3 separate regions of the Homo sapiens genome follow, and all the other regions are linked to region 1. The links are chromatin loops, found by intact Hi-C in ENCODE. Cell type or tissue: ascending aorta. All regions are shown on one strand. Each heading gives the region's core, and the rest is flanking DNA. Links, peaks and the distances in the headings are about the cores only. Region 1 holds the start of SLC25A6 (solute carrier family 25 member 6). Region 2 holds the start of GTPBP6 (GTP binding protein 6 (putative)). Region 3 holds the start of LOC124905239 (a long non-coding RNA gene).

Region 1 (10,051 bases), core at 1-5,000:
CTTGTACTGCTTGTCGGCGGCGATCTGCTTGCTGGCGTGCTGGACCTGGGGGACGCAGAGGGTGTTCAGACCAGACCCAGGGCCAACCACCCAGAAACATCCCAGCTACAGGGTGCATCCTTTTTTTGACACAAGTCACTCTTGTTGCCCAAGCTGGAGTGCAATGGGGTGATCAAGTGATTCTCCTGTCTCAGCCTCCCGAGTAGCTGGGACTATAGGCGCCCACCACCACGCCCGGCTAATTTTTTTGCTTATTTAGTAGAGACGAGCGTTCCACCATGTTAGTCAGGATGGTCTCGATCTGCTGACCTCGTGAGCCACCGCACCCGGCTCTTTCTTTTTTTAAAAAGACAAGGTCTCATGCTGTTACCCGGGTTTGAGTGTAGTGGTGCGATCTCACCTCACTGCAGCCTCCAACTCCTGGATTAAGCCATCCTCCCGCCTCAGTCTCCCGAGTACCCGGGTCTACAGATGCACAACCATCAAGCTCCACTAAGTTGAAAAATTACTTTTAGAGATGGAGTCTTGCTACGATGACCAAGCTGCTCTCAAACTCCTGAGCTCAGGTGATCCTCCCTGGGCCTCTTGAAGCGCTGGGACATCCCGCCCTGCTAAGTTTAAAAAAATTTTTTAAGCCGGGCACAGTGGCTCATGCCTGTAATCTCAGCACTTTGGGAGGCTGAGGTGGGTGGATCACGACGTCAGGAGATCAAGAGCATCCTAACACGGTGAAACCCTGTCTCTACTAAAAATACAGAACATTAGCAAGGTGTGGTGGCAGGTGCCTGCTAGGGAGGCTGAGGCAGAATGGCGTGAACCCAGGAGGCGGAGGCTACAGTGAGCCGAGATCGTGCCACTGCACTCCAGCCTGGGCGACAGGGAGAGACTCCATCTCAAAAAAAAAAAAAAAGGTTTTTTTAAGATGTGGGGTCTTGCTATGTTACTCTGGCTGGTCTCAAACGATCCTCCCTGGGCCTCTCCAAGTGCTGGGACACCCCGCCCTGCTAAGTTTAAAAAATTTTCTTAGAGACGGGGTCTTGCTACGTTGCCCTGGCTGGTCTCAAACTCCTGGGCTCAAACGATCCTCCCTGGGCCTCTCCGAGTGCTGGGACACCCCGCCCTGCTAAGTTTAAAACTTTTTCTTAGAGACGGGGTCTTGCTATGTTGCCCTGGCTGGTCTCAAACTCCTGAGCTCAGGCGATCCTCCCTGGGCCTCTCAAAGTGCGGGGACACCCCGCCTGCTAAGTTTTAAAAATTTTCTTAGAGATGGGGTCTTGCTATGTTGTCCTGGCTGGTCTCAAACTCCCGGGACACGCCACCCTGTACTAGGTTTAAAAAATTATCTTAGAGATGCGGTCTTGCTCTGTTGCCCAGGCTGGTCTCAAACTCCTGAGCTCACGCGATCCTCTCCGGGCCTCTCAATGCACTGGGACGTCCTGCTTCGTTAAGTTAAAATAATTTTTTTTGAGGTGAGGTCTTGCTGTGTGGCCCCGGCTGCTCTCAAACTCCTGGCCTCAAGCAATACTCCCCGGGCCTCTCAAAAGCGCTGGGATCGCGGGCGTGACCTGTCCTTGCAGCCAAGCCTATTCATTCCCATCACCGAGCTGTCACTCGGAGTACAACGTTAGCAAGGACGTCCTGGCGGCAATGTTCCTAGGCATCATGCTACTTTCTATAAGCCTCTCCCAAAAGACAAAAAATGCATTGCTCTGGATCAGAATTGCACAAATGAGCTAAGAAGGGGGTAAGAACCACCAATAACCATATCCTGGTTATTCCAGGACACCTGCGGGCAGGCTCGTTGCCCTATTGGCCTTAGAATTACCCTTCACGGTGGAGGGAGCAAGAGCAGACACCTGCCAGGCATCCACCGGAAGGGTTGGTCCCAGCCGGGGGACCCGCAGGATTGAGCTCAAGGTCAAGGCCCGCCAGCCGCAGGGTCCGTCCATGGGCCCTGCTCAGCGCGCATGCGCCCTCCAATCCGTGCCGCATTTCCCCCCGCCCGCCGGGCCCAGTGCGCACGCGTGGACGTCGCCACGCCCTGCAGCAGCGGTCACGTGACGCGGCCCCCGGAAGCCGGCGGCGCGTGGACAAAGCGATCGCGGCCTTCCACTTCCGGCGCCCGCCTGCAAGGCTCTGCTGCCCACGTCCCCGCCCGACCCGGCCACTCGGTTCCCGTCCCCTAGTCCCCGGAGCGGCCGCGCCCGCGTCCCCACCTGCAGCAGCAGCTTGACCCGCTCGATCGGAGCCACGGCCGTCTTGGAGATGGCGGCGGCGATGCCTCCGGCCAAGAAGTCTTTGGCGAAGGAGATGGCCTGTTCCGTCATGGTGGCAGGGCGGGCAGCGGAACGGGAGGACAGCCGGAGAACGGGCGCGGAGAGTGAATGGAGGGCGTCGCTGGCTCAGCCCTGCCGCCGCCTGGACCGAAAGGACGGAGCAGCCACCGCGCAGCCGCTAAGACGCCGACGCCACGCCCACTCTCCGCCCCCGCGCCTCCTCGCGCCGCGCTCATTGGCTGCGCCGCCAGGCCCCGCCCCACACCAGCCTGCGTGCCTCGCCTCTGAGGGCTGCCGGGAATCCCGCTGCGTCCCGCCCCGCACTCCAGCGAACCGCGCCCATTGGCTGCGCTCCCCGGAGACGTCCCGCCCCGCACCCCTAGGTATGCCGGGAGCCAGGCCCCGCCCATGCGCCGTAGGGGCCGCTGGGGGTTCCGCGGCAGCCTTGACCTTGTGAAGGTCAGGCCGCTGCCAGTACCCGAGCGGGCGGGAGGGCAGCTGCGGAGTCAGAAGCCCACCCTGATGCCCAGTTCGCTCCGAGTGCGTCGTCCGCTTTCTCCCGGAGGCCGCGGCGACCCCGCCGGGATGTGCGACATGTGGTGCCCCGACCCCCGACCCTTGACCCTTGACCTCCGGGCAGCTCCGACCCTTTCAACACTCTCCGGGGTCGTGCGTCGGGAGACCCCGGCCCCTGCCCGCGTGCACCCGGGGGGCCCCGCGCGAAGCCTGCGGCGGCTTCCACGTGGGCGCGGCTCAGTCCCGCTGCCGATCCGTGACTCCGCGCCGCCCTCCGCGCCCGGCCTAGGTTGGTGGGGGGGGGATCTCTCTGGGCCTCCGTTCTTTGACCCCGCGGTGCCCTCCGCGCCGGGGCTGGGGGTTCCGTGGGCCGCGCCCACCCGCCCGGGCTCCCCTATTTCCCCGTGTCTGTGCCCGTGTCTGCCCGGCGGGGGCTGCGGCCGGGGTCCTCCTTCGCGACCTCCCACTCCGCCCTTCCTCCCTCCCTCCCTCCCTCCCTCCCGCCTCCCTCCTCCCTCCCTCCCGCCTCCCTCCTCCCTCCTCCCGCCTCCTCTCCCTTCCCGGCTCTCTCCCGCCCGCCCTTTTCTCCCCGTCTCTTCCTTCCCTGCTTGCCTTTGCTTTTTGCTGCTTTCCCGCCTCCCTCCTTTTTCTCCGTCTTTCCGTCTCTGCCTTCGTTTCCCTCCCTCCCTTTTTCTTTCATTTCTCTCTCCCTTTCTCCTTCCTTTCTTGCTACGTTTCTTCCCTCTTTTTCATTTTTTTCCTTCCTTTTTCTGCTTTTCTCCCTCCGCCCTTCCTCTGTTTTTTCTTTGCTCCCTCCCTCTTTTTTCTCCCTCTTTCCGTCTCTCCTTCCCTTTTCCTCTTTCCTTCCCTTCCTCCCTTTTCTGCCTTTCCCTCCTTCCCTCTCTTTTCCTTTTCCTCTTTATTTCCTGTCTCCCTTCCTCTCGTCCCTTTCTCCCCTCTCTCTTTTCCGTTTTTTTTTTCTTTTGAGACAGAGTTTCGCTCTTGTTGCCCAAGCTGGAGTGCAAGCTCCGCCTCCCGGGTTCAAGCGATTCTCCTGCCTCAGCCTCCCAAGTAGCTGGAATGACAGGCATGCGCCACCGCGCCCAGCTAATTTTATATTTTTAGTAGAGACGGGGTTTCGCCATGTTGGTCAGGCTGGTCTCGAACTCCGGACTTCAGGGGATCCGCCCACTTCGGCTTCCCAAAGTGCTGGGATGACAGGTGTGTGAGCCACCACGCCTAGCTGTCTCTTTTCCATTTTTTAATTTTTTTTTCATTTTTCCTCTCTCCCTTTGCCTCTCTTTTTCTTCTTCCTTTTATTCTTTCCTGTCTTGTTCTTTCCTTCCTCTCTGTTTCTCCCTTTCTCCCTGTTTTCCTTTTTTTTTTTTGAGATGGAGACTTGTTCTGTCACCGAGGCTGGAGTGCAGTGGCGTGATCTCAGCTCACTGCAACCTCTGCCTCTCAGGTTCTAGAGATTCTTGTGCCTCAACTTCCCAAGTAGCTGGGATTACAGGTGCCAGCCACCCCACCCGGCTATTTTTTTTTTTAAGGACAGATGGCGTTTCACCATGTTGGCCAGGCTGGTCTTGAACTCCTGACCTCAGGTGATCCGCCCACCTCGGCCTCCCAAAGTGCTGGATTACAGTCGTGCGCCACTGCGTCCCGCCTCCTTTTCTTTTTTCTTCTCTCCTCCGTCTTTTTCTATCCTACCTCCCTGCCTCTTTCCTCTCTCCTCCCTCCTTTTCCTTTTTCTTCTCTCCTCCCTCCCTCCTGTTTTTCTCCATCATTCCCTCTCCCTTCCTTTCTTTTTCTCCCGTTCCCCGTTTGCCTCCCTCCCCTTTTTCTTTCCTGTCTCCCTGTCTCCTTTGCTCTTTTCCTCCCTTTCTCCCGTCCCTCCCTCCCCGCCTTCCTTTTCACTTCTTTCCCTTCCCATTGCTTCCTTGCGTTTCCTGCCTTTCCCTGTCTCTCCCTTTCTTTCCTGCCTTTCCCTGCCTCTCTCTTTCCTGCCTTTCCCCATCTCTCCCTTTCCTGCCTTTCCCTGTCTCTCCCTTTCTTTCCCTCTCCTCCCACTCTCCCTCCTTCCTCCCTTCTTTTCTTTCCTCTTCTTTCCCTGTGTCTTTCTTTTTTCTTTCCTTCTCTCTTCCTTTTCTCTCCCTGTGTCTTTCTCGCTCTTGTTTTTCCTTTCTCTCCTTTGTGTACTGAGAAAATGACAGTCCCCGGCTGTGGGTGGGCAGGAGTGACCCGCCCCAGAGAGCGGGGTCACCCTGGGTGACTCCTGGGTGCAGCTGTGAGCCCTGCCTGAGGCTTTTCCTGACCTCTGGGGAGGGCGGCTCAGCCTGGGGCTGGAGGTTGGGGCCAGCTCTGGAGGCTGGAGTGGCTGCTGGGCGGCGGGACGGGTGTCTCAGAAGTCACTGAGGCATGGGTAGGTCTAACCTTGGGACATTGCTGTGGGGAGGGCTGTGGAGACCAAGCACATTCCTGAGGCTCTGCCAGGGCAGCGGGGGTGGACAGTGTCCCCTGAGGACCCAGGACCAAGCCAGGCTCGCTACAGGGGTCCTGGAATAGAGGACAGAGGCCAGGAGCGCTGTGGGTGCTGGGCAGGGGTGGGGAGTTTGCTGGGGAGCTGCGCCTTACAGACCTGTGTTTGTTTCCCAGCCTCAGCGAGGCCGGGCTGGACGGGGCCCTGGTGCTGGTTTTCAGTGCCTCAGCGAGGCCGGGACCAGAGCTGCTATTTCCAGATGAGGCTGGCTCGCATCTGCTCTGGCCGGGGCTCCAGGCCTGAGCCCTGCAACACGGCGTTCCCTTTCCAAGTCTGCAAAGCCTGTCTTAGGGGAGAGAAGAAGTTTCCTTCCATGCGGGTGGGGACGGCTAACCATGTCCAGACACTGAGACCGGTGCTCTGTGTGCTCAGCCTTCAGCCTGCACTGGCTTGGTGGCTTGGTGACCCGCCAGCAGGGTGGTGCTGTCTGTGGGCTCTGCTCAAGCTCCTCTCAGAGCCAGGAGGATGCCCGCCTGCTTGGGCCTGGCTCCCAGGATGTGCTTGGCAAATGCTTCTGGGATGGATGGATGGATGGGTGAGTGGATAACGGATGGATGGATAATGGATAGATGGATAATGGATAGATGGATGGATGGATGGATGATGGATGGATGGATAATGAATGGGTGGGTGGATGGATGGATGTGCTCGATCGGCAAATGCTTCTGGAATGGATGGATAATTGGATGGGTAATGGGTGGGTGGATGGATAATGGATGGATGGATGGATAATGGATGGATGGATGGATAATGGATAGATGGATGGATAATGTATAGATGGATGGATGATGGATGGATGGATGGATAATGGGTGGATGGATGATGGATAATGGGTGGATGGATGAATAATGGATGCTTCTGGGATGGATGGATAATGAGTGGGTGGATGGATAATGAATGGGTGGATGGACAGATGGATAGATGGATATGTTTGCTTGGCAAATGATTCTAGAATGAATGGATGGATGGATAATGAATGGGTGGGTGGGTGGATGGATGGATGCACTCTGTTGGCAAATGCTTCTGGGATGGATGGATGGATAATGGATGGATAGATGGATAATCAATGAGTGGGTGGATGGATGGATAGATGGATGTGTTTGCTTGGTAAATGATTCTGGAATGGATGGGTGGATGGATGGATGGATGCGCTCGATCGGCAAATGCTTCTGGAATGGATGGATAATTGGATGGGTAATGGGTGGGTGGATGGATGCATGGATAGATGGATGTGCTCACTCAGCAAATGCTTCTGGAATGAATGGATGATGGATGGATGAATAGATGGATGGATGGATGAATGGATGGATGGATGGATGGATGAATGAATTGCTAATTGGGGCTGTTTTTCCATACAGAGTGCTGCACGTGGGACTTAGCCTTGGACACTAACTCCTTTGCCCCTCGTATCTGGGAGGGAACAACACAGTTGCTATGCCTGACTAGGGCATGACCTGGGAGGCCTTTGGGGCCACACAGCCTCCTTGGGAAAGGAGGATCAGGTGGGCCTCACACCCAGGAATTGGAAGTGGGAGAGACAACAGCTGCTGGGTAGTGGGGGTAGAGCTGTGTCTCTCACTGCCCTGCCCCTCCAAGGACCAAGAAGAAAGGAATGAGCCCCGATCCGCCTGCCAGGTACCCACCCATGAGAACCCCTTCTCTGCCAGCATCTGATAAAATTACCTGCGTAGCTTTAGAGATCACTGCTGCCTGACCAGCAGCCGCTCTGCTGGAATCTGTCCAGAAAGCCCCTTGGGGCTCAGAAAAGTAGGTGGGTTAATAATAGAAGTAGATGTGGGTTTTTTTGTTTGTGTGTTTATTGAGACGGAGTCTTGCTCTGTGGCCCAGGCTGGAGTGCAGTGGCGTGATCTCGGCTCGCTGCAATCCCTGCCTCCCAGGTTCAAGCATGTCTTCTGCCTCAGCCTCCCAAGTAGCTGGGATAGCAAGTGTGCACCACCACGCCTGATTTTTGTATTTTTAGTAGAGATGGGGTTCCATCCATCCATTCCAGAAGCATTTGGCAAGCACATCCTGGGTGCCAGGCCCAAGCAGGCTGGTCTCAAACTCCTGACCTCAAGTGATCCGCCCACCTCGGCCTCCCAAAGTGCCGGGATGACAGCTGTGAGCCACCGCGCCCCGCCCAGAAGCAGAGGTGTTTTAACGGGAAGACTTCAGGCTTCATCGGACGGCCGGGAAGGAATCAGAGCAGGGGTGAGGTTGGCTTTGTGCGGGGTGGGGTGGGGTGCCAGGCTCTGTGTCGGGTGGGGGCAGCAGCACATCTTTTGTAATTAATCATTGCCGAGGCTCTGCCTGTACGAAGTGTGGTCCGGGGAGGGCTGATGAGGCTGCAGGATGAGGGGGCTTGACAGACCCCTTTCCCCAGAAGAGGGCCCCCAAAAGGCATTGCCCCTGAAGAGGGCTCCCCAAGACCTCATCCCTGAAAAGGGACTCCCAGGGTCACCCCCCTGAAAAGGGCTCCTCAAAAGGCCCCCCGAACGGGGTCCCCCCAAGACTGCCCTCTGAAGGAGGCCCCCGAAGACTTCCCCCGTGAAGGTGCCCCCCAAGACCTGCCCCCTGGAAGAGGGCTCCCCAAGACCTCTCCCCCTAGAAGAGCCCCCTAAGACTTTTACCCTGGAAAAGGGCTCTCTGCAAAGCTTCCCTGGACGTGCGCCTTCGAGCTGGGCAGGTAGGGAGGAGCTGTGTACTCGACATCATCCTTAGGATCTGTTGTCCTCCCGCTTCCCCTGCCCCGGCCCCCAGATGAATCCAGAGGCTGTTTTAGAGCCAGACGGACACTCCTGGTATGCACCAGACACTCATAGTGCAGTGCTCGCTGAGTAGAGGAGGAGTTAGTGGGTGAACCCGGCCCGCCAGGCTGCCCTGCACAGAATTCCAGCCTTGTCACCCCACTGGTTTTTAAATCATCACAATCCTCGGGATGTTCTGTGCATGCCACACACAGACTCTTAAGAGTCCAGAGGTCCTGTTTTTGCACAGTTACTCCAATGAATAAAAAGACGGGCTGGGCGTGGTGGCTCACGCCTGTCATCCGAGCACTTTGGGAGGCCGAGGCGGGGTGGATTGCCTGAAGTCAAGAGCTGAAGACCAGCCTGGCCAACATGGTGAAACCTCGTCTCTACTGAAAATACAAAAAAATTAGCTGGGCGTGGTGGTGGGCGCCTGTAATTTTAGCTATTGCGGAGGCTAAGGCAGGAGAATCGCTTGAACCCGGGAGGCGGAGGTTGCAGTGAGCCGAGATCACACCACTGCACTCCAGCCTGGGCGACAGTGAGACTGTCTCAAAAAAAAAAAAAAAAAAAAATTTCTAGCAGACACTGAAGGGAGAGGGAGAGGAACAAGCCCCAGGGACCCTTTATCCGACTTCCTTCCACCTGGGGGACTCCCTCCACGGGCCCTTGCTTTAAGGGCAAATGGCGAGGGCACCAGAACACAGGGAGGCCATGCCGGAGGTCCCTGCTGCAACCATGCGGCCCCCCAGCTCACTCCCAGCAGCCAAGACGAAGGGGGGCCTGGGCTCCCCCTAGGGCAGGCGCCTCTGATTCTCTCCACCGAGAGGCACCTCCCATGCCGGCCTCTTCCTGGGGTGACTCCCAGAACCTTCTTGGACCCATGAACATTTCAATCTGGGGTGGGGCCTTCCCTGGGCATCCAAGTGGTGGGAATCTGTCCCTAGCCCCTAGAACTCCTGGAGGGCTGGGCCCACCTCTGTCTGCATCCCGTCCCCATTCCCCGCCCCGGGTGGCAGGGGCTGGAGAGGAAGGAGCTTCAGGCTTCAAAACCATCAAAGCAGGTTTCTTCCGAGATGGCCAGTGGTCACCTGAGATGGAGCAGAGAGCACCTGTGGCGGGCATCTTCTCTAGAAGCCGCCTGTGAGCCCTACGGAGGCCCTGGGCTTCGTGCCGTAAGACAGACGGTGTCCTGCAGGTACGTGGGGGAACCCTGTAGGCAGGGACTTTGCCTGCTTTCTCAGAACAGGACAGAGGAGTTTGGCTGGGGCAGCCCGAGGTGACCGGGATGCTGTCGCCCCAGCTCTGGGCCAGGCTGATGTGGGAAGGGAGGAAGGAGGGACAGTTACGGGCCAGGCTGACGTGGGAAGGGAGGGAGGAGGGAGGTAGGAGGGACAGAGGCCTGGCTGCTCTGCAGGGCTGGGCTCCGTGGCATCTCCTGGTGGCTGTCAGGTCCTGCCTGGCCCCACGCTGAGGCCAGTGTGATGGAGGGGCCTGGAAGCCTCATCCTTCTTGATTGCCACGCGGTGAGGGCCACAGGCATGCGCCACCGCACTGGACTCCCCCTTTCATCATCAAAGCCAAATTTTCTTCTTGTTTCATCTAGGCCTCCCATGGAGACACCATGTGTGATTGTAAAAAAAAAAAAAAAATGAGTCAGGCCGGGCACGGTGGCTCACGCCTGCAATGCCAGCACTTTAGGAGGCCGAGGTGGGCAGATCACCTGAGGTCAGGAGTTCGAGACCAGCCTGGCCAACATGGTGAAACCCCGTCTCTACTAAAAATAGAAAAATTAGCCGCGTGTGGTGGCGCATGCCCGTAATCCCTGCACTGTGGGAGGCCGAGGTGGGCGGATCACCTGAGGTTAGGAGTTCTAGACCACCCTGGCCAACATGGTGAAACCCCGTCTCTACTAAAAATACAAAAATTAGCTGGGTTTGGTGGTGCGTGCCTGTAATCCCAGCACTTTGGGA
Region 2 (10,051 bases), core at 757-5,756, 1.1 Mb before region 1:
CCGACAGGGACAGACACACACACAGACACATACACAGAGACACACACAAACACAGTAAACACATCCCGGCAGGGACACAAACACATACACACGCAGACACACACACACACACACAGTAAATACATCCCGACAGGGACAGACACACACACAGACACATACACAGAGACACACACAAACACAGTAAACACATCCCGGCAGGGACACAAACACATACACACGCAGACACACACACACACACACACAGTAAATACATCCCGACAGGGACAGACACACACACAGACACATACACAGAGACACACACAAACACAGTAAACACATCCCAGCAGGGACACAAACACATACACACGCAGACACACACACAGACACACACACAGTAAATACATCCCGACAGGGACAGACACACACACACATGCACCGTGGACACATCCCATTGGGGACACACACACACACACACACACACAGGGTGAACACATCCCAGCAGGGGTGAGATGCATCTGAGTCAGGCAGGAAAGCTGACCCCCACCTGGGCAGGTGACCCAGGGCAGCCGACCCCCACCTGGGCAAGTGAGTAGCGTCTTCCCAACTCTACTGGAAGCGGGATGGTCAGAAACCTGGGAAGCGCAAGGATCGCATGCTGGACCCCACCCTAAGAGACTGCTGGTGGGGTGGGGGTCACCCAGGAGGAGGATTTGGCTGGGGCCTGCAGGGGCAGGTGGGGTTACAGCCGGTCCACCGCCTACCCTGTTTGTTGGACTCTATAAACTGCCCCGACCTAATCTTTACCAGTTTAAGTCTCTCCAGGGCCCGGTGTGAATCTCGACACAGATAAAGCCTCACCGTCCTCCGACTCCTACTGGCGTGTGCTCCCAGCTCACCTGGGCAATCCGAGAGGCCGCTTCCCCTCTGGCCCCGCAAGACCCCCGTACTTCAGCATGTCTCGGTTGGATGTTTTCGGTAGCGGCGGACAGGAAAGGAGGTTTGGGGAAGGAGCAGGTCTGGACGGACCCACCTGTCAGGTGCTCAAAGTTCCCTTTGCCAAAGATGAGCTTCCTGTCCGGCGTTTTGGTGGACACGACCATTGTCTGCACCACGGACCAGCCGTCCAGCGTGTGCACCAGCGCTGTGGCCTCCGCCACCTGCCACTCGGCTGCGGGGACACAAGGGCCACCGTGAGAGACGCTTCTGCCCGGGGCCCCCGTCCACACCTGCCCGGGGAGGCCTCCTCCTGCCCTTGAGACAATCTCCCCGGAGAAGGCACCTTGAGCCGCCGTTTGTCCCCCGATATGACTTCGTCCCCCCAGGGCCTCTAAGTAGGAATCTGACGGGAGAAGGACACCGGAGCCACAGCGGGACACGAGGGCGACCCTGCCTTACATGGAATTTGGGCTCCAGGCGGGCGCAGCAGGGAACCCGGGAGCTGCGGGTGCTCAGGGGATTACTGAGGAACCACCGGCAGGTTTGGGGAGTAGAGAGGCAAGAGGTCTGCGCGCTGTTCTGAGCAGTTCGGGGCTTCATCTGTTCCAGGAATTAGCCATTTTGGAAAACACCCGTAAAGAAAAACCACTCATCGACTACAGGAGCTTCCAAGGGAAAAATCAACCTTTATGAGACTCTGACACGTGCAGCGACTTATTCATTTGCATTTCCTCCTGGGGGGTGGGGGGTGGGACTAGACACAGATTGGTCCGCTGGACGCCCTCCCTTCCCTGACCTCAAACACACCGTGCCTACCTCTAACCCAGAGCAAGAGAAACGTAGGTCCCATCGGCGAGAACCGCCCCGGCCCACCCAACCCCACCCCACCCCACCCCACCCCACCCCACCCCACGGACCCCACGGGCCCCACCCCATCCCACGGACTCCACCCCATAAGCTCCGCCCCCGCACTTTTACCCCATAGGCCCCTCCCCCGAAGCCCCGCCCACGCACCTCCACCAATGATATCCTCCCCTCTTCCCCATAAGCCCCGCCCTTTCACCCATGGGCTCCTCCCCCGAACCCCACCCATGCACCTCCACCTATGAGATCCTCCCTTCAGAGCCCCGCCCCCGCATCACCATCCATAAGCTCTTCCCCTCAGAGCCCCGCCCCTCAGCGCCACGCCCTGGCATCTCCAACCATCAGACCCTCTCCTTAGAGCCTGGCCCCCTGAAGCCCCGCCCCTACGTCGCCACCTGAGCTCTTCCCCTCAAAGCCCCGCCCTGGGTCTCCACCTATGAGATTCTCAGGTCAGAGCCCCGTCCCTGAATCTCTACCTATGAGCCTCCCCAGAGCCCCGCCCTTGCATCGCCAGCTATGATTCTCCCGAGTCCCGCCCCTGAATCTCCACCTATGAAATCCTTCCTGCAGAGCCCCGCCCTTGCGCCTCCACCTATGAGATTCTCCCCACAGAACCCCGCCCCTGAATCTCCACCTATGAGATCGTCCCTTCAGAGCCCCGCCCCTGAATCTCCACCTATGAGCCCCCTCCCCTCAGAGCCCCGCCCCCAGGTCTCCAGCTCCTGTTTCTCCCCCGAAAGCCCTGCCGCGGTCACCTCGAGTCATCTGCGACTTCCCCGGGCCCCACTTGACGTCAGGGTGAACCAGACACACGCGCTGGGTCCCCGCCGGCAGCAGAGGCTCTCCCCGCAGCAGCTCCTCCTCGGCGTTCTCGTCCGCATCTTCCGGCTCCTCCTCGTCGTCTCCCGTGCGGCTTCGGCCGCCGTCCGCCCGCAGGCCCCGCCCTCCGCCCCACGGCCCCTCCAGATTCCCGGGGCTCCTGCGGCCGACAGCGGCTAGCGCGCGCGCGGGGCAGGACGGCGCGGCTGCCCGCGGAGCCGAGCGGCCGCGGCCCACGCGGGAGAGCCGCAGCCCCGGGCGTACGGCGGCCCGCAGGGCCCACATGGCGCGTCTGGAGGCTGAACGTTGGGGCGGGGGCTGCCCACAGGCCGCTCCTCATCACGTGCTCGTGATTGGCGTGCGGCCGGGGCTGGCTCACCAGCGCCTCTCCCCGGCACAGGCCGTGCTCCTCATTGGTCATCCGGCGTCACGTGCTAGTGATTGGCGTGCAGCTGGGGCGTGCTCACCAGCGCCTCTCCGCAGCATAGGGCGTGATCCTCATTGGTCATCCCTTGTCACGTGCTGGTGATTGGCGTGCGGCCGGGGCGGGCTCCCTAGCGCCGCGCCCCGGCAGGGCGTGCTCCTCATTGGTCGCCCCGCATCAGGTGCTGGTGATTGGCACGCGCTGCCGGCGGGGGAGGCGGGACCGGGCCGCTTCTTGTTCGGCGTGGGCGGCTCCTGGCAGACCCATCCCGCGGTGCAGCCGCCGGCCCGGTAGGCGCCAGGACCCCGAGCCTCGGCGGCGGCGGCGGCGGCGGCAGCGCTGCCTTCACTCACCTCGTCCTCGCTCCCGTCCTACCCCGTTCCGCGCTGGGTGGAGTCCAAGTCTGATTGCGAGAGTCCGGAACGCCGCCTCGGGGGCTTGACTCCAGCCCCGGGGATCGAGAACGGCGCCCAGGGGTCCCTACGTCTGCCTTGGGGGCTCGAGTCCCGCCCTGGGCGTCCGTGACGTCGCCCAGGGGTCTCCACGTCTGCCCTGGAACCTGGAGAGCCGCCGTGGGGGCCCCGGAAGCTGCCCCGGAGTCCCCACGTCTGCCCTGGGGGCTCGAGTCCAGCTCTCAGGGTCCCGGACGCCACCCAGGGGGTCCCCATGTCTGCTTTGGGGGCTCGAGTCCAGCCATGGGGGTCCTGGACGCCGCCTCGGCGTCCCCGCGTCTGCCTTGGGGGCCCGAGTCCCGCCCTGGGGGTCCTGGACGCCGCCTCGGCATCCCCGCGTCTGCCTTGGGGGCTCGAGTCCCGCCCTGGGGGTCCCCGATGCCGCCCGGGGGTCCTCACGTCTACCTTGGAGACTGGAGTTCCCCCGTGGGAGTCTCGGACGCCACCCCGGAGTCACCGTGTCTAGCCTTGGGGGCTTGAGTCCAGCCCTGGGGGTCCTGGACGTCGCCGAGGAGCCCCCACGTCTGCCTTTGGGGCTTGAGACCTGCTCTGGGGGTCCCGGTCGCCGCCCAGGTGGGTCCCCACGTCTAGCCTTGGGGGCTTGAGTCCAGCCCTGGGGGGCCCGGATGCCGCCCGGGGGTTCTCCTCGTCTGCCTTGGGGGTTGGGTCCAGCCCCAGGCGTCCTGACCACCGCCCAGGGGCCCCCACGTCTGCCTGGGGGCCTCAAATTCAGTCCTGGGGGTCCCGGACGCCTCCCAGGGGTCTTCATGTCTGCCGTGGGCCTCGAGTCCAGCCGTGAGGGTCCCGAATGCTGCCTTGGAGGGTGGAGTCCAGCTCTGAGGGTCCTGAAGTCAGCTTTGGGGGTTCGAACCCATCCATCCCAGGGGTCCCTGAGTCTACATTAGGGGCTGGAGTCCAGCCTTGAGGGTCTCCACTGCTGCCTTGGGGGCCTGGATGGGATCCAGCGGGTCTGAGTCCAGCCTCGGGAGCCCCTGCGGTGGAGCTCTGAGTGGGGCAGGGGCCTGGGAGATGCCAGGAGGATGAGAGCGGCGCCCCCCTGGTCCAGGGGACAGTAAGAGGCAGCCGGTCTCAGAGAAGCTACCCCAAAACTGTTACCCGTGGTGTGCAGAGCGTCCTGCAACCCCAGCCCTCACCAGGATTTCTTGCGTTTTTCAGGAAATCGGTTGTGATTGGCATGTTCCTTAAGCGTCTGCAGGAAGCCGAGGCCTTTTTGGTATTTCAGGAGGGGTTGCTAACCCCCCTCCTTGTAGGATCGGGGTATCCCAGCTGCTAATTCCCCTCCTAACAGCCCTGCAGCGCCTGGATTGGAGGTGTGACAGGTGGCATTTTTGGCCCGAAGTCCCTAGGCAGGACGGGTGGCTGTAGCCTGCGCGTTTGTGTAAATTAACCTCCCTTTTTAGTTCTGTGAAGGGAGAACGTGATTAGTTTAAAATCACCTGCGTGAAAGAGGCTCTTGATTAGTTTAAAATCACCCACGTGAAAGGGGCTCTTGATTAGCTTAAAATCACCTGGGTGTTTCGTTTTATCTCAGTTGGCCTCTGAATGTTTATCCTACAGCTTCCTGCAAGCTCCAGTCTACCTTCTAAGGGAATAACGGGGCTCGTCTTTCTACGTTACTTTATGTGGGAGTAGTTGTAAAACAGAATGAGGGAGACCGCGGGGATTGTGCGGAAATGTAGCCACCGTTTACATGTCGGGAGGCTGAGGTGGGAGGATCGCTTGAGCCCAGGAGTTTGACACCAGCCTGGGCAACATGGTAAGACCCCTTCTCTACCCTCCCCCCCAAAAAAAAAATTTTAGTGTGGCATGGTGGTGGGTGCCTGTGGTCCCAGCTACTCGGGACGCTGAGGTGGGAGGATTGCTTGAGCCCAGGAGTTTGACACCAGCATGGGCAATATGGTAAGACCCCATTATCTACAAAAAAAAAAAAAAAAAAAGAAAAGAAAAATTAGCCGGGCGTGGTGGTGGGTGCCTGTGGTCCCAGCTGCTCGGGACGCTGAGGTGGGAGGATTGCTTGAGCCCAGGAGTTTGACACCAGCATGGGCAATATGGTAAGACCCCATTATCTACAAAAAAAAAAAAAAAAAAGAAAAGCCGGGCGTGGTGGTGGGTGCCTGTGGTCCCAGCTGCTCGGGACGCTGAGGTGGGAGGATTGCTTGAGCCCAGGAGTTTGACACCAGCATGGGCAATATGGTAAGACCCCATTATCTACAAAAAAAAAAAAAAAAGAAAAGCCGGGCGTGGTGGTGGGTGCCTGTGGTCCCAGCTGCTCGGGACGCTGAGGTGGGAGGATTGCTTGAGCCCAGGAGTTTGACACCAGCATGGGCAATATGGTAAGACCCCATTATCTACAAAAAAAAAAAAAAAAGAAAAGCCGGGCGTGGTGGTGGGTGCCTGTGGTCCCAGCTGCTCGGGACGCTGAGGTGGGAGGATTGCTTGAGCCCAGGAGTTTGACACCAGCATGGGCAATATGGTAAGACCCTATTATCTACAAAAAAAAAAAAAAAAAAAAAGAAAGAAAAATTAGCCTGGTGTGGTGGTGGGTGCCTGTGGTCCCAGCTGCTCGGGACGCTGAGGTGGGAGGATTGCTTGAGCCCAGGAGTTTGACGCCAGCATGGGCAATATGGTAAGACCCTATTATCTACAAAAAAAAAAAAAAAAAAAAAAGAAAGAAAAATTAGCCTGGTGTGGTGGTGGGTGCCTGTGGTCCCAGCTGCTCGGGACGCTGAGGTGGGAGGATTGCTTGAGCCCAGGAGTTTGACACCAGCATGGGCAATATGGTAAGACCCCATTATCTACAAAAAAAAAAAAAAAAAAGAAAAGCCGGGCGTGGTGGTGGGTGCCTGTGGTCCCAGCTGCTCGGGACGCTGAGGTGGGAGGATTGCTTGAGCCCAGGAGTTTGACGCCAGCATGGGCAATATGGTAAGACCCTATTATCTACAAAAAAAAAAAAAAAAAAAAAAAAAGAAAGAAAAATTAGCCTGGTGTGGTGGTGGGTGCCTGTGGTCCCAGCTGCTCGGGACGCTGAGGTGGGAGGATTGCTTGAGCCCAGGAGTTTGACGCCAGCATGGGCAATATGGTAAGACCCTATTATCTACAAAAAAAAAAAAAAAGAAAGAAAGAAAGAAAAATTAGCCTGGTGTGGTGGTGGGTGCCTGTGGTCCCAGCTGCTCGGGACGCTGAGGTGGGAGGATCACCTGAGCCCAGGAGGTGGAGGCTGCAGTGAGCTTAGATTGCAGCACTGTGCTCCAGCCTGGGTGACAGAGTGAGACCCCATCTCAAACAAGAAGCACCAAAAGGTGTCTGAGATCAGGCACGGTGGCTCACGCCTGTCATTCCAGCACTTTGGGAGGCCGAGGTGGGTGGATCACCTGAGGTCAGGCATTTGAGACCAGCCTGGCCAACATGGAGAAACACTGACTCTACTAAATGTGCAAAAATTAGCCGGGCGTGGTGGCACACACCTGTAGTCCCAGCTACTCCAGAGGCTGAGGTAGGAGAATTGCTTGAACCTGGGAGGTGGAGGTTGCAGTGAGCTGAGATTGTACCACTGCACTCCAGCCTGGGAGCTGAGATTGTACCACTGCACTCCAGCCTGGGCCCTAAAGCGAGAGCTTGACGGTGGGGTGGGGGTGTGGGATGGACCTTCTGTGGTCCCAGCTACTCGGGAGGCTGAGGTGGGAGGATCGCTTGAGCCCAGGAGTTTGACACCAGCATGGGCAACATGGTAAGAACCCATATCTACAAAAAAAAAATTTAAAAATTAGCCGGGTGTGGTGTGTGGGTGCCTGTGGTCCCAGCTACACCACGAGTGGAATTGTGACGTGCACAGCCTGGGTAAATGGGGTTAGCTATATTCACCCTGAAGGGGGCACATACCCTATTATTTCTAACACCACTGAACTCAGAATCGGGACCCAGATTCGCCGGGGCAGCGCGGGACGAGGCCTCTCCCGGGCTCCGTCTTCCCTGTTAATAGACTGAGAGACGGAATGAGAGCTTCGAAGGTGCTGGGGGAGGAGCATTGGGTGTCCCCAGGTGGTGAGCTTGGGTGTGTGTGTGTAGCCGACAGTCTCCCAGGCTCAGTATTCCCTGTTAATAGACTGAGAGACGGAATGAGGGCGTCCCCAGGTGGTGAGCTCAGGGACGTGTGTGTGTGTGTGTGTGTGTGTGTGTGTGTGTGTGTGTGTGTAGCCGTCAATCTCCTGGGCTCCTGGGTTCCGTCTGCCCTGTTCATAGAGACAGAATGAGGGCGTCCCCAGGTGGTGAGCTCAGGGACGTTGTGTGTGTGTGTGTGTGTGTGTGTGTGTGTGTGTGTGTGTGTAGCCGTCAATCTCCTGGGCTCCTGGGTTCCGTCTGCCCTGTTCATAGAGACAGAATGAGGGCGTCCCCAGGTGGTGAGCTCAGGGACGTGTGTGTGTGTGTGTGTGTGTGTAACCATCAATCTCCTGGGCTCCTGGGTTCCGTCTGCCCTGTTCATAGGGATGGAATGAGGGCGTCCCCAGGTGGTGAGCTCAGGGACGTTGTGTGTGTGTGTGTGTGTGTGTGTAACCATCAATCTCCTGGGCTCCTGGGTTCCGTCTGCCCTGTTCATAGAGACGGAATGAGGGCGTCCTCAGGTGGTGAGCTCAGGGACGTGTGTGTAGCCATGATTATCCTTTAGTACCTGGTCCCCGTGCCCTCCAAGCCATCCAAGGGCTTCAGGAGGCCGCGCAGAAGGAGGGTCGGTAAGCGAGTCCACGGACCACCACGCAGGCCCTGACCCCGCCAGGGGCCCTTTGGAGGGTGAGCCCTGCGTGTTGGGGGGATGATGGCTCCGGAGGGTGAGCTCTGGGATGAGAGGGGACGTGCAGGTGGCCGCATTGCAGACACAGCTGGCTCGGGACCTGGGCGCCATCTGCCGTCGACTCAGCTCGCTCCTGAGCTGTGCCTCTTCCTTGCCTCACGTTGGAGATAAAAAGCCATAGATGGCCGGGGGCGGTGGCTCAGGCCTGTCATCCCAGCACTGTGGGATACCAGCGCAGGAGGGTTGCCTCAGCTCAGGGGTTCGAGACCAGCCTGGCCAGCATAGCGAGACCCTCTTCTCTGTAACAATTTTTTTTTCTTTTCTTTTTTTTTTTTTTGAAACAGAGTCTCGCTCTGTCACCCAGGCTGGACTGTAGTGGTATGATCTCAGCTCACGGAAACCTCTGCCTCCCGGGTTCCCGGGTTCAAGTGATTCTCCTGCCTCAGCCTCCCGAGTAGCTGGGATTACAGGCAGCTGCCACCATGCCTGGCTAAATTCTGTATTTTTAGTAGAGACGGGGTTTCTCCATGTTGGTCAGGCTGGTCTTGAACTCCCGACCTCAGGTGATCCGCCCACCTCGGCCTCCCAAAGTGCTGGGATGACAGGCGTGAGCCACCGCGCCCGGCCTCTTTCAGGTTTTTATATGTAACTTTGCCACTCAGTCGGTACTGAAGCCGTTATGGAGGCCTGCCTGGTGAGATGCGGCTGCCACAGTGTGGCTGGTATTCGAAACACACAGGAGGCCGCAGCCAGCTTAGCAGAAGCACCAGGGCTTTCGGAACTTGGTTTTGAGAGTTTCCTGTTTTCTTGACTTTCATATACCATGGATGGTAATAACTGTTGGGGGGAAAAAGCTATTAAAGATTCCTGTGGATGGTGAGATGACCTTGGTTTCAGAAACACCCAGACACAGAGAATTGTGCATTTTAGAATCCAATAAATCTACGCTGGGCACGGTGGCTCATGCCTGTCATCCCAGCACTTTGGGAGGCCGAGGTAGGTGGATCACCTGAGGTCAGGAGTTCGAGACCAACCTGGCCAACATAGTGAGAACCTGTCTCTACTAAAAATACAAAAAATTAGCGGGGCGTTGTGGCAGGTGCCTGTAATCCCAGCTGCTCTGGAGGCTGAGGTGGGAGAATTGCTTGAACCCGGGAGGCAGAGGTTGCAGTGAGCTGAGACCATGCTGCTGTACTCCAGCCTGGGTGACAGGGCGAGGCTCCATCTTAAAAAAAAAAAAATCTGATCATTTACCTGTGCACCTTCACAAGTGTTTAAAAAAAAAAAAAAACCGGGCACGGTGGCTCACGCCTGTCATCCCAGCACTTTGGGAGGCTGAGGTGGGTGGATCACGAGGTCAGGAGATCGAGACCATCCTGGCTAATTCGGTGAAACCCCGTCTCTACTAAAAATACAAAAAATTAGCTGGGTGTGGTGGAAGGTGCCTGTAGTCCCAGCTGCTCAGGAGGCTGAGGCGGGAGAATGGCGTGAACCCAGGAGGCGGAGCTTGCAGTGAGCTGAGATTGCAGCACTGCACTCCAGCCTGGGTGACAGAGCCAGACTCTGTCTCAAAAAAAAAAAAAAAAGATTGGGTTGATATTTTACCTACTATAATCTTATATGTTTGCAATTTCCTGTCATTGAGTTTTATAACTTTCTGCCCTTTGCTGACAAAAACATTTAAAATGTCTCATGGCAGCTTGTGTTCTTAAAATTCAAACTGTTTATCCATAGCCCTTGAGAGAAGGGTTTAATGTGAGTTGGTTGGGA
Region 3 (10,051 bases), core at 2,312-7,311, 930 kb after region 1:
GATCCAAAAAGACACTGCAGGTCAGCACTTCAGAGTGTTCGCAACATCCGGGGTTACTTAACCCTGTGGCTTGACAAGCAGCAGAGATTTGCAAACAATGATAGCTTCTGTGCCACTTCAGCCGAACACTGGCTCTGAAAACAGCCTCAGTATCTGACAAGCTCTCATTCCTGGGCTTGTGGCGTGGCTGTCCATTGAGAGAGCCTAAGTATATCTTCATGCCGAGGGGATGGGAGCATTTATATAAATAAATGTTTGCACTGATTACAGCACTGCTGCCAAAGAGCTTGATGGGCGATGATGATCCGATTTCGCCATGGCAGCTTATGTTTACAGAACCCGGCTCCATTGCAGACAGGACATCGAATGTGTAACGCAGTATTTAAATGTCCACTGACATTTACAGCTCGTGTCAGCCCAAGAGGGAAGAGGCGTTGGTGTCCCAGTCTGCCAAGGAGGGCTCCTGCTATGGAATGAATGGTGTCACCCCGAATCTCATGTGTGGAAACCCTAATGCCAAAGGGGATGGTATTTGGAGACGGAGCCTTTGGGAGATGATGATGTTTACATCAGGTCGTGAAGGTGGGATCCTTATGTTGGGATTCGTGCCCTTGTAAGAAGAGACACCAGGGCACACATGCTCCCTCGTGCTCCACCCCCCTCTCTCTCTGCCCTGCGAGACCATCTGTAAACCAAGAAGAGGAACCTCTCAAGTACCCAACCATGGTGCCACCTGGATGTAAACATTTCTGCCTCCAGTACTATAGAGAAATAAATTTCTGTTATTTATGCCACCCCATCTATGGTCCAGTTAACCCTTAAACAACACAGGTTTGAATTGCACGGGTCCACTTCTACGGGCATTTTCTTCTACCTCTGCCACCCCGGAGCCAGCAAGACCAATCCCTCCTGTCCGCTCTCATCTTAGGCTACTCAAGGTGAAGACGATAAGGATGAAGACCTTCATGACGATCCACTCCCACTTCAGAAATAGTAAATATATTTTCTCTTCTCTATGATTTTTAAAAATTTAGTTTGGTGTCCTTTTTTGTTTTTAATTATCTTTCCATAAGTGATTGGGGTACTGGTGGTATTTGGTTACCTAAGTTCTTTAGTGGTGATCTGTGAGATTTTGGTACACCCATCACCCGAACAGTATATACTGCACCCTATTTGTAGTGTTTATCCCTCACCCCCCTCCCACTCTTCCCCCCCAAGACCCCAAATTCCATTTTATCATTCTTATGCCTTTGTGTCCTCATAGCTTAGCTCCCACGTAACACTGAGAACATACGATGTTGGTTTTTCATCCCTGAGTTACTTCACTTAGAATAAAAGTTCCTTATCAGGCGTGGTGGCTCAAGCCTGTAATCTCCACACTTTGGGACGCCAAGGCGGGTAGGTCACCTAAGGTCAGGAGTTCAAGACCAGCCTGACCAACGTGGTGAAACCCTGTCTCTACTAAAAATACAAAAATTAGCTGGGCGTGGTGGCGTGCACCTTTAGTGCCAGCTACTCGGGAGGCTGAGGCAGGAGAATCACTTGAACGTGGGAGGCGTAGGCTGTACTGAGCAGAGATCACACCACTGAACTCCAGCCTGACTCCAGGGCAACAGAGTGAAACTCCATCTCAAAAAAAAAAAAAAAAGAATGAAAGTTCCTTATGATTTTTGATTCTCAAAGTTCCTTATAAGGCGATTCTCCTGCCTCAGCCTCCTGAGTAGCTGGGATTACAGGCGTGCGCCACCACGCCCGGCTAAAAAAAAACAAACAGCATTTTCTTTTCTCTAGCATACTTTAATAATACAGTATACAATACATAAAACATACAAAATATATGTTAATCGACTTTATGGTATTGATAAGGCTTCTGCTCAACAATAGGATATTCATAAGTTTTGGGTGAGTCAAAAGTTATCTTTGGATTTTCAACTGTGCCAGGGACGTGTGTGACGCCCCTAACTCCCACATTGTTCAAGGGTCAACTCTAGTTTTTTGTTGTTGTTGTTGTTGTTTTTGAGATGGAATCTTGCTCTGTCGCCCAGGCTGGAGTGCAATGGTGTGATCTTGGCTCCCTGCAATCTCCGCCTCCCAGGTTCAAGCGATTCTCCTGCCTCAGCCTCCTGAGTATCTGGGATTACAGGCGCCACACCCAGCTAATTTTTGTATCAAGGTCAACTGTATTTTCTTGCAACAGCCAGAGCTGACTAAGACAGTCTTGAAGCTCAAAGAGGTACAAGAACCTACCCAAAGTTATCCAACCAACAAGCACCTGGAAGGCAGAATAAAGACTCAGGTAGCCAAGCGCCATAGCCACACCATGGTAGAGCTATTCTGCCTTGTAGAGATGCATTGAATCTGTCACAGGGTGAATACATCTCCAAATGCATTTGAAAACTCCTACGGGATGCTACAGAAACACGTGAGGGAAGAGTGGGTGTGGACATACTCTCCATCTGTTACACTCAGAGTACTCCAACTACAGGAGTGAGATGCCTCAAGACAGGCCAAGGCAGAAACAAGCATCACTATGAACCCCAGAATAGATATGTTTTTTGGCCAGACACGGTGGTACACGCCTGTAATCCCAGCACTTTAAGAGGCCCAGGTGAGAAGACTGCTGGAGGCCAGGAGTTTAAGACCAGCCTGAGCAACAGAGGAAGATCCCATCTCTACAAAATATTTAAAATATATACATAGCTGGGAATGATGATGCGTACCTACAGCCCCAGCTACTTTAGACACTGTGGTGGGAAGATCACTCGAGCCCGGGAGGCTGAAGCTGTCGTGAGCCACAGTCACACCACTGCACTCCAGCCTGGGTGACAGAGTGAGATCCGGTCTCGAAAAAATCATCATTATCGTCACAGTAATGAGAGGAATTTTAGGTGATAGGTGGTTACTAATTTCAAAAATAGGGGCTTCCGGTTTCTCCTCTAATGATACAGGGGTTAAGAAGAAATGACTTAAGCAGATAGTAAAAATTAGCTGGGTGTGGTGGTGCACACCTGTCATCCCAGCTACTTGGGAGGCTGAGATGTGAGGATCACCTGAGCCTCGGAAGTTGAAGTTGCAGTGAGCCATGATCACACCACTGCACTCCAGCCTGGGTAACAGATGGAGACCCTGTCTGGAAAAAAAAAAAAAAAAAGATTTTGCACAAAGTTTTACGATGACTCTGCTTTGTAATTAAAAGTAATTTCTGCTTTGTTGGTGATTTCTCACACATTTATCTGGTAGACCAGATACCTGCATGTGATAGGGTAAGAAGGACCCATTTCCCTCCAAGGAGAACAGCATTGCAAGGGGGTTGAGGACGCATGCATGTGGAATCCAAACATTGAATGCACTGAGACGGCGCTGCATGAAGCCTGTCTGTGAGTTTATGATGAAGCTGCACAGAGCTCCGTAGGCGGCTCTCACTCCTCTCTCTCAGCCTTTGGCTTCAGTTTAATTGCATACACACCCTTCAGAGCTGCTCGGGGCCCCCACTTCTTCAGCCTTCTGGCATTTTTCTAAGAAACACTAAACCTCTTTCCAACGTTGCCCTTGGATTTTGTGTGCACGTCTTCCAGCCCTTGAGCTGCTTGACCTGTGCTTGCAAGGGTTCCATAACACTGGATAGGACAGAAGCTCCGCCCAGCCCCAGGTGAAAGCTCTGTGCTCTTCAGGGACCATGTCCTATTCACACTGTCTCCCTCACATCTAATACAGTCATGATACTCGGCAATATAGTACTCCACCCAACAGGCAACTCAGAGTCTGCCAGTGATACAGGAGTTAAGAAGAAATCACTTAGGCAGACAGTAAGGGTATGGGAGTCCTCGGCAAGGCTTTTTTCTTTTCTTTTTTTTTTTTTTTTTGAGATGGAGTCCCGCTCTGTCGCCCAGGCTGGAGTGTAGTGGCGTGATGTTCGCTCATTGCAACCTCCGCCTCCCGGGTTCAAGCAATTCGCCTGCCTCAGCCTCCTAAGTAGCTGGCATTATAGGTACGCACCACCAAGCCCGGCTAATTTTTGTTTTGTTTTTTTTTTTTTTAGTAGAGACGCGGTTTCACTGGTCAGGCTCGTCTCGAACCCCTGACCTAATGATCCACCCGCCTCAGCCTCCAAAAGTGCTGGGATGACAGGTGTGAGCCACTGCGCCCGGCAGCTTTTCTCTTTAACGAAAAGCAGCCCCAAGTCATTTTCTAACAATGAACAGCCTGTCAAGTCGAGCTGCAGACATACACAAGCCAGCTGGGAGCTTGTACGGGTGAATGTCGGGAGGACCTAGGGACTAGACACGTTCAAGATGGCGGCTCCATCTTCCCGGGAGGAACTAACGACTAGACACGTTCAAGATGGCGGCTCCATCTTCCGGGCAGGAACTAGGGACTAGACACGTTCAAGATGGCGGCTCCATCTTCCCGGCAGGAACTAGGGACTAGACACGTTCAAGATGGCGGTTCCATCTTCCCGGCAGGAACTAGGGACTAGACACATTCAAAACGGCGGCTCCATCTTCCCAGCAGGAACTAGAGACTAGACACGTTCAAGACAGTGGCTCCATCTTCCCTCCTCTTTGTCAGCCACATGTAAAGTAAGAAAAACAGGACCGAGAGCCCCGACCAACTACAAAGCCCATTTGCATAACCGATTAGGGTGGGCAACCAGCCTTTCCTGTGGGCTATGTAAATGTCATGCTTGATGGAACCAATCTCTCGGAGAGCCCCGACCAACTACAAAGCCCATTTGCATAAACGATTAGGGTGGGCAACCAGCCTTTCCTGTGGGCTATGTAAATGCCATGCTTGATGGAACCAATCTCTGAGCTCTATGTAAATGAGACACCGCCTCCTCAAACTGGACTATAAAATCCATCACATTTGGTGCCAGCTGGTCCTTTCCGCTCGGAGACCCCTTTCTCTATAGAGAAAACCATTTCTCTTTCTCTTCTCCTGATTAAACTTCCACTCCTAAACTCCTCGTGTGTGTCTTTGTCCTAAATTTTCCTGATGCCCAATGACGAACCCCAGGGTATATACCCCAGACAACGTAGCCACTTCACTAACATGTAGAGAGCTTGCGCATTTTAATTCCTATCCTCACAATAGGCAAAGAGCAGAACATACTGAAAATCAGCAACTCTGCGATCCATCAGAAAATAGAGATCACAAGACGAAATGCTGCCTGAAGACTGGACAGACAGGTGGCAAGTGGAATTGTGCTTGTCTAGGAGTTCCTGCTGGAGCCAGCACCTGATGGACACATTTGCAGGGTAATTATTAAACAGCTGCAGGCTGACAGTGGACAAGCCTAAGTAAGTTAAAAACTCCTGGCCAGGCATGGTGGCTCGCACCTGTAATCCCAGCACTTTGGGAGGCCAAGGCGGGCAGATCACCTGAGGTCAGGAGTTCGAGACCAGCCTGGCCAACATAGTGAAACCCCGTCTCTACTAAAAATACAAAAATTAGCCGGGCGTGGTGGCAGGCACCTGTAATCCCAGCTACTCGGGAGGCTGAGGCAGGAGAATTGCTTGACCCTGGGAGGTGGAGGTTGTAGTGAGCCCAGATCGCACCACTGCACTCCAGCCTGAGTGACAGAGCGAGACTCTGTCTCAAAAAACAACAACAACAGAAAAACTTCTGGGGGCCCATCTTAGAGGGGACCTTGTACTTTCACAAATTTTACCTCCGGGAGCTCCACCAGGTTCCCAGGGTGAAGATCAAAGAAATATCCAGTTGTGTGTTATTGGGGGAAAGTAACCACTTTGCAATATTCCTAGGGAGACAGTAGCATTTTGAAGTATGCCCAAAGCAATCCGTGTCCTCTCTGCCCTCAAAGGAAATTACTTTAGCGCAGTCAAAGTGAACTGGGGGAAGGGAAATCTTCTATTTCAGTTTTTCTTTTTTTTTTTTTTCTTTCCAGGCAGATTTTCACTCTTGTTGCCCAAGCTGGAGTATAATGGCGCAATCTCGGCTCACTGAAACCTCCACCTCCAGGGTTCAAGCGATTCTCCTGCCTCAGCCTCCTGAGTAGCTGGGATGACAGGTGCCTGCCACCATGCCCGGCTAATTTTTCGTATTTTTAGTAGAGATGGGGTTTCGCCATGTTGGCCAGGCTGGTCTCGCACTCCTGACCTCAGGTGATCCACCCGCCTCAGCCTCCCAAGGTGCTGGGATTACAGGCGTGAGCCACCGTGCCCGACCAGATTTCAGTTTCTATTAGCTTTCAACAACACTTTTCGTGCATGAGTGACGCTGGCGGCCATGTACTCAGCCATTCCATCAAGGTTCCAAGCAGCAAAGCTGCAAAATGGATCTGACTCCTTCAGTGAAGAAGAGTCTCCCTGAATGCATTGGAAACACTCATGAGATGCTACTGAAGCAAGTAAGGGAAGCCTGACTGTGGACATGCTCTCTGTCTCTTAGGCTCACAGTACTCCAACCACAGAAACGAGATGCCTCAAGGGAGGCAGAGGCAGAAAGAAGCCATCACTATAAACCCAAGAATAAAGCCAGCAGAGCTACAGTGATGGCCTGTGTGCTGCAGGTGAGCATCACCTTGTTGTAAGGCCACAGGCTTTCCTGGCCACCCTGCTCAGTTGGCCTCGTGGTGGGAGTCACTAGACTCAAGATAGACCCAGCCAGACCATCTGGTTAGAGCTACCCAAGGAAAAGCCATTGTCAGCACAAAGTCACTGGAGTCTTAGAATGCACAGCTGTGATGGGCTGATTCCTTCTCCCAAATCCCTATGTTAAAGCCCTAACGCCCAGGACCTCAGAATGTCACCATATTTGGAGATAGTCTTTAAAGAGGTGATTAAGGTAAAACAAAGTCACCAGGGAGGCCCCTAATCCGAGAAGACTGGGATGCTTATAAGAAGAGGAGATGAGGCCGGGTGTGGTGGCTCACGCCTGTAATCCCAGTACTTTGGGAGGCTGAGGTGGGTGGATCACGAGGTCAGGTGATCGAGACCATCCTGGCTAACACGGTGAAACTCCATCTCTACTAAAAATAGAAAAAATTAGCTAGGCATGGTGGCACGCACCTGTAGTTCCAGCTACTTGGGAGGCTGAGGCAGGAAAATCGCTTGAACCTGGGAGGTGGAGCTTGCAGTGAGCCGAGATCCCGCCACTGCACTCCAGCCTGGGCGACAGAGCGAGACTCCGTCTCAAAAAAAAAAAGAGGAGGAGATGAGGACACAGACACACAGAGTGACGACCCTGCGAGGACACAGTGAGAAGATGGCATCTACAAGCCTACAAGAGAGGCCTCAGGAGGAACCAGCCCTGCCTACACCTTGATCTTGGACTTACAGCCTCCAGGATTGTGGGAGAATAAACGTCTGTTGTTTACAAGCCACCCAGTCTATGGTATTCTGTGATAGCAGCCTGAAATGGACTAAGACACCTCATAAGAAAAGGAGATGAGGACACAGACACACACATTGGGACAACCCTGTGAGGACACAGGGAGAAGATGGCGTCTCCAAGCCCAGGAGAGAGGCCTCAGGAGGAACCAGCCCTGCCCATACCTGGATCTCAGACTTCCAGCCTCCAGGACTGTGAGAGAATCAATGTCTGTTGTTTATAAGTCACCCAGTCTATGGTATTCTGTGATAGCAGCCTGAGATGGACTAAGACACCTCATAAGAGGAGATGAGGACACAGACACACACAGAGGGGCGACCCTATGAGGACACAGGGAGAAGACGGTGTCTACAAGCCCAGCAGAGAGGCCTCAGGAAGAACCAGCCCTGCCCACACTTTGATCTCACAGACTTCCAGCCTTCAGAACTGTGGGAAAATAAAAGTCTGCTGTTTAAGCGGCCCAGCCTGTAGTATTTTGTCATGGCAGCCCTAGGTGACTAATACAACAGGTGTTTCATCCTGTTCCTTTCCTCAGGTGGTGTTGCAGAGTACCCCAGCATCTTTAGGTGGTGGTAGAAGAGACTCCAGCATCTGCCATAACCCCCGGAAGAGTGTTCTGTATGTTACACTGTGGGGAGGTTTTCCTCAAAGCATTAGAGTGATCTGAACAATGGGAATCTTTGCACAGAGGAGGATGAGTTCTACTCGGGGATGGTACCTACTAAGAGAGACATGTTGTCTTCTCTTCAATTGCCCTTTAATGAAGAAATAAAAATTATTTAATTATTCGGTGAAGAAATAAAAAGAGTATTGCATTCTTTCAACAGAGATTCTGCACTTGTACTCCCAGGTATTTATGAAACCTCATGTTGATGCCTGGTGCATAGGCCAGGCAGTGGGGCTCTACCTAAGTAATGCCTGGTGGTTGGCCATGGGTAGCTGGAGCACCAATAGCATACTCTAATAGTCCATGACATCGGTCTACTCAAGGGCCATGGCTCAAATAGAAGGCTTTGTTTGGAGGAATTCAAAAGAGGTTCTACTGAGAAGGAACCTATGAATCAGTGCTGCTACAATACTTTTGGATTGTGCGGTTCAAACGCCATATTGGTTTTCTTCCAGCTCTCCAGCTCCAGCAGCACTGAGGCAGATCTGAGTTTCTCGAAGCTGGGCCCATCACCAACAAGACAGTGATGGTGAAAGCAATGATAGAAGAGGTCGAATTTAGAGTAAGGATCAGGATGGACAGGTGGGTACATCTATGCAACCCTAACCTTTCTGAAACTACTAGGCATAGATATTTTCCTGAAGACTAGTCTCAGCCTGCATGGATGGTCCCTCATGGCTACTGTCTCATTTGAAAAGTGAACCTATGAAAAGAGGAAAACACTATGACATCCACCACTGTTTGGTCACACCAATTCTTGACATTAACTCTCTCGAAGGACATTAGTATGACCTTCAAATCCTAGCCCGCAGGAAAGCTTCACTTTAGTTGTTTGTTTCCTGGGTGTCCCTTCCTACAACCCACGAAGCAAATGCCACACACCCTCCTTACATGCATAAAACAGTGCTGATAATGGATGAAACACACAAGTATCAGCTCATGCCTGCACTTTCAGAGAAAACACTCTTGCTTAGACCATGGGTATGTCAAGCTGCCAAGGATACAAAAGGTAAAACAATCCAAGGGCAACAGATGGTTCATGACAAAGAACTAAGAGGGCAGCACTGCGATTCCAAAAATTTGGATATGGACGTCAATGAGAGTGAATGAGAGAGAAGCAGAGAGACGGCGGGGGGGGGGGGGGGGGGGGGAGGGAGGGAGAGAGAGAGAGAGAGAGAGACAGAGAGAAAGGAAGGAGGAGGAGGAGAAAGGAAGGAGGAGGAGGTGAAAGAGGAGGAGGAGAAGCAGGAGGAGGGGGAAGAGGAGGTGAAGGAGAAGGGAAAAAAAAAGTAGAAGGGGCCAGGTGCGGTGTCTCATGCCTGTAATCCTAGCACTTTGGGAGGCTGAGGCAGGTGGATCACGAGGTCAGGAGACTGAGATCATCCTGGCCAACATGGTGAAACCCCATCTCTACTAAAAATACAAAAATTAGCTGGGCAGGGTGGTGCATGCCTGTAATCCCAGCTACTCAGGAGGCTGAGGCAGAAGAATCGCTTGAACCGGGGAGGCAGAGGTTGCAGTGAGCTGAGATCGCGCCACGGCACTCCAGCCTGGCAACAGAGTGAGACTCCGTGAAAGAAAAAAAAAAAGAAAAGAAAAGGGAAGGGAAGGGAGGGGAGGGGAGGGAAGGGGAGGGGAAGAGAGGGGAAGGGAAGGAAAGGGAGAAGGAGAAGGAGGAGGAGAGAAAGGGAAGGAGAAGAAACGAAAGAAGATGAAGGAGAAGAAGGAGAAGGAGGAGGAGAAGTAGGAGGAGATGAGGGGCAGGAGAAGGAGGGGAAGGAAGAAGTAGGAGGGGAAGAGGAGGGAAGAGAAGAGGAAAGAAGACAGGGAGAGAGAATAAGAGAATGAGAAAGAGAGAATGAAGGAGAGAATAAATGAAAGAAGAGAGAGATGAGAAAACCTACTTGTGAAAGAGGCCTCAGTAGAAGAAAAGAGAATGAGCAAAGAGCCTGGTCCAGGCCACTCTAAATGTCTCTCAAATGTTAAAGACTGATGAAGGAGGAGCAGGAAGACTTATCACACGTCCAAGGA

Evidence for each region. Peaks named below come from ENCODE experiments on the same cell type or tissue, not always from the same donor. Only the 100,000 strongest peaks of a DNase experiment are listed, where the experiment ranks them.
Region 2: it touches region 1 in a loop (24-fold over the local background); 6 of 110 quality-filtered maps call a loop at or near these places.
Region 3: a loop joins it to region 1, with 6 times the contacts of the local background. A loop is called at or near these places in 3 of 110 quality-filtered maps.

The regions. Positions count from the first base shown.
Region 1 is chrX:1,389,683-1,399,733 of GRCh38, forward strand. It overlaps SLC25A6 (solute carrier family 25 member 6), which reads right to left and starts at 2,431. Exons shown (of 4, transcript NM_001636.4): 1 at 2,217-2,431; 2 at 1-45. The coding sequence starts at 2,327. It overlaps LOC124900597 (serine/arginine repetitive matrix protein 1-like), which reads left to right and starts at 2,326. Exons shown (of 5, transcript XM_011546186.2): 1 at 2,326-2,549; 2 at 2,660-3,081; 3 at 5,448-5,866; 4 at 6,690-7,542; 5 at 9,143-9,179. The coding sequence starts at 2,326. The coding sequence ends at 6,710. It overlaps LINC00106 (long intergenic non-protein coding RNA 106), which reads left to right and starts at 7,343. Exons shown (of 3, transcript NR_130733.1): 1 at 7,343-7,542; 2 at 9,143-9,276; 3 at 9,685-9,730. RefSeq lists enhancers at 1,695-2,290, 2,291-2,885, 2,329-2,931. In ascending aorta, for the core only: no CTCF peak of the experiment used is centred there; DNase peaks (open chromatin) are centred at 369, 2,049 and 2,579; H3K4me3 peaks cover 3,134 bases; H3K27ac peaks cover 3,223 bases.
Region 2 is chrX:315,905-325,955 of GRCh38, forward strand. It overlaps GTPBP6 (GTP binding protein 6 (putative)), which reads right to left and starts at 2,892. Exons shown (of 10, transcript NM_012227.4): 1 at 2,535-2,892; 2 at 1,010-1,147. The coding sequence starts at 2,883. It overlaps LINC00685 (long intergenic non-protein coding RNA 685), which reads left to right and starts at 3,241. Exons shown (of 1, transcript NR_027232.1): 1 at 3,241-5,428. In ascending aorta, for the core only: a CTCF peak has its summit at 3,036; DNase peaks (open chromatin) are centred at 2,387, 3,087, 4,317, 4,507 and 1 weaker place; H3K4me3 peaks cover 2,954 bases; H3K27ac peaks cover 1,728 bases.
Region 3 is chrX:2,320,924-2,330,974 of GRCh38, forward strand. The region is part of intron 3 of DHRSX (dehydrogenase/reductase X-linked); the gene reads right to left. LOC124905239 (a long non-coding RNA gene) reads left to right here and starts at 112. Exons shown (of 3, transcript XR_007068382.1): 1 at 112-993; 2 at 8,476-8,602. In ascending aorta, for the core only: no CTCF peak of the experiment used is centred there; a DNase peak (open chromatin) is centred at 4,348; H3K4me3 peaks cover 1,418 bases; H3K27ac peaks cover 1,111 bases.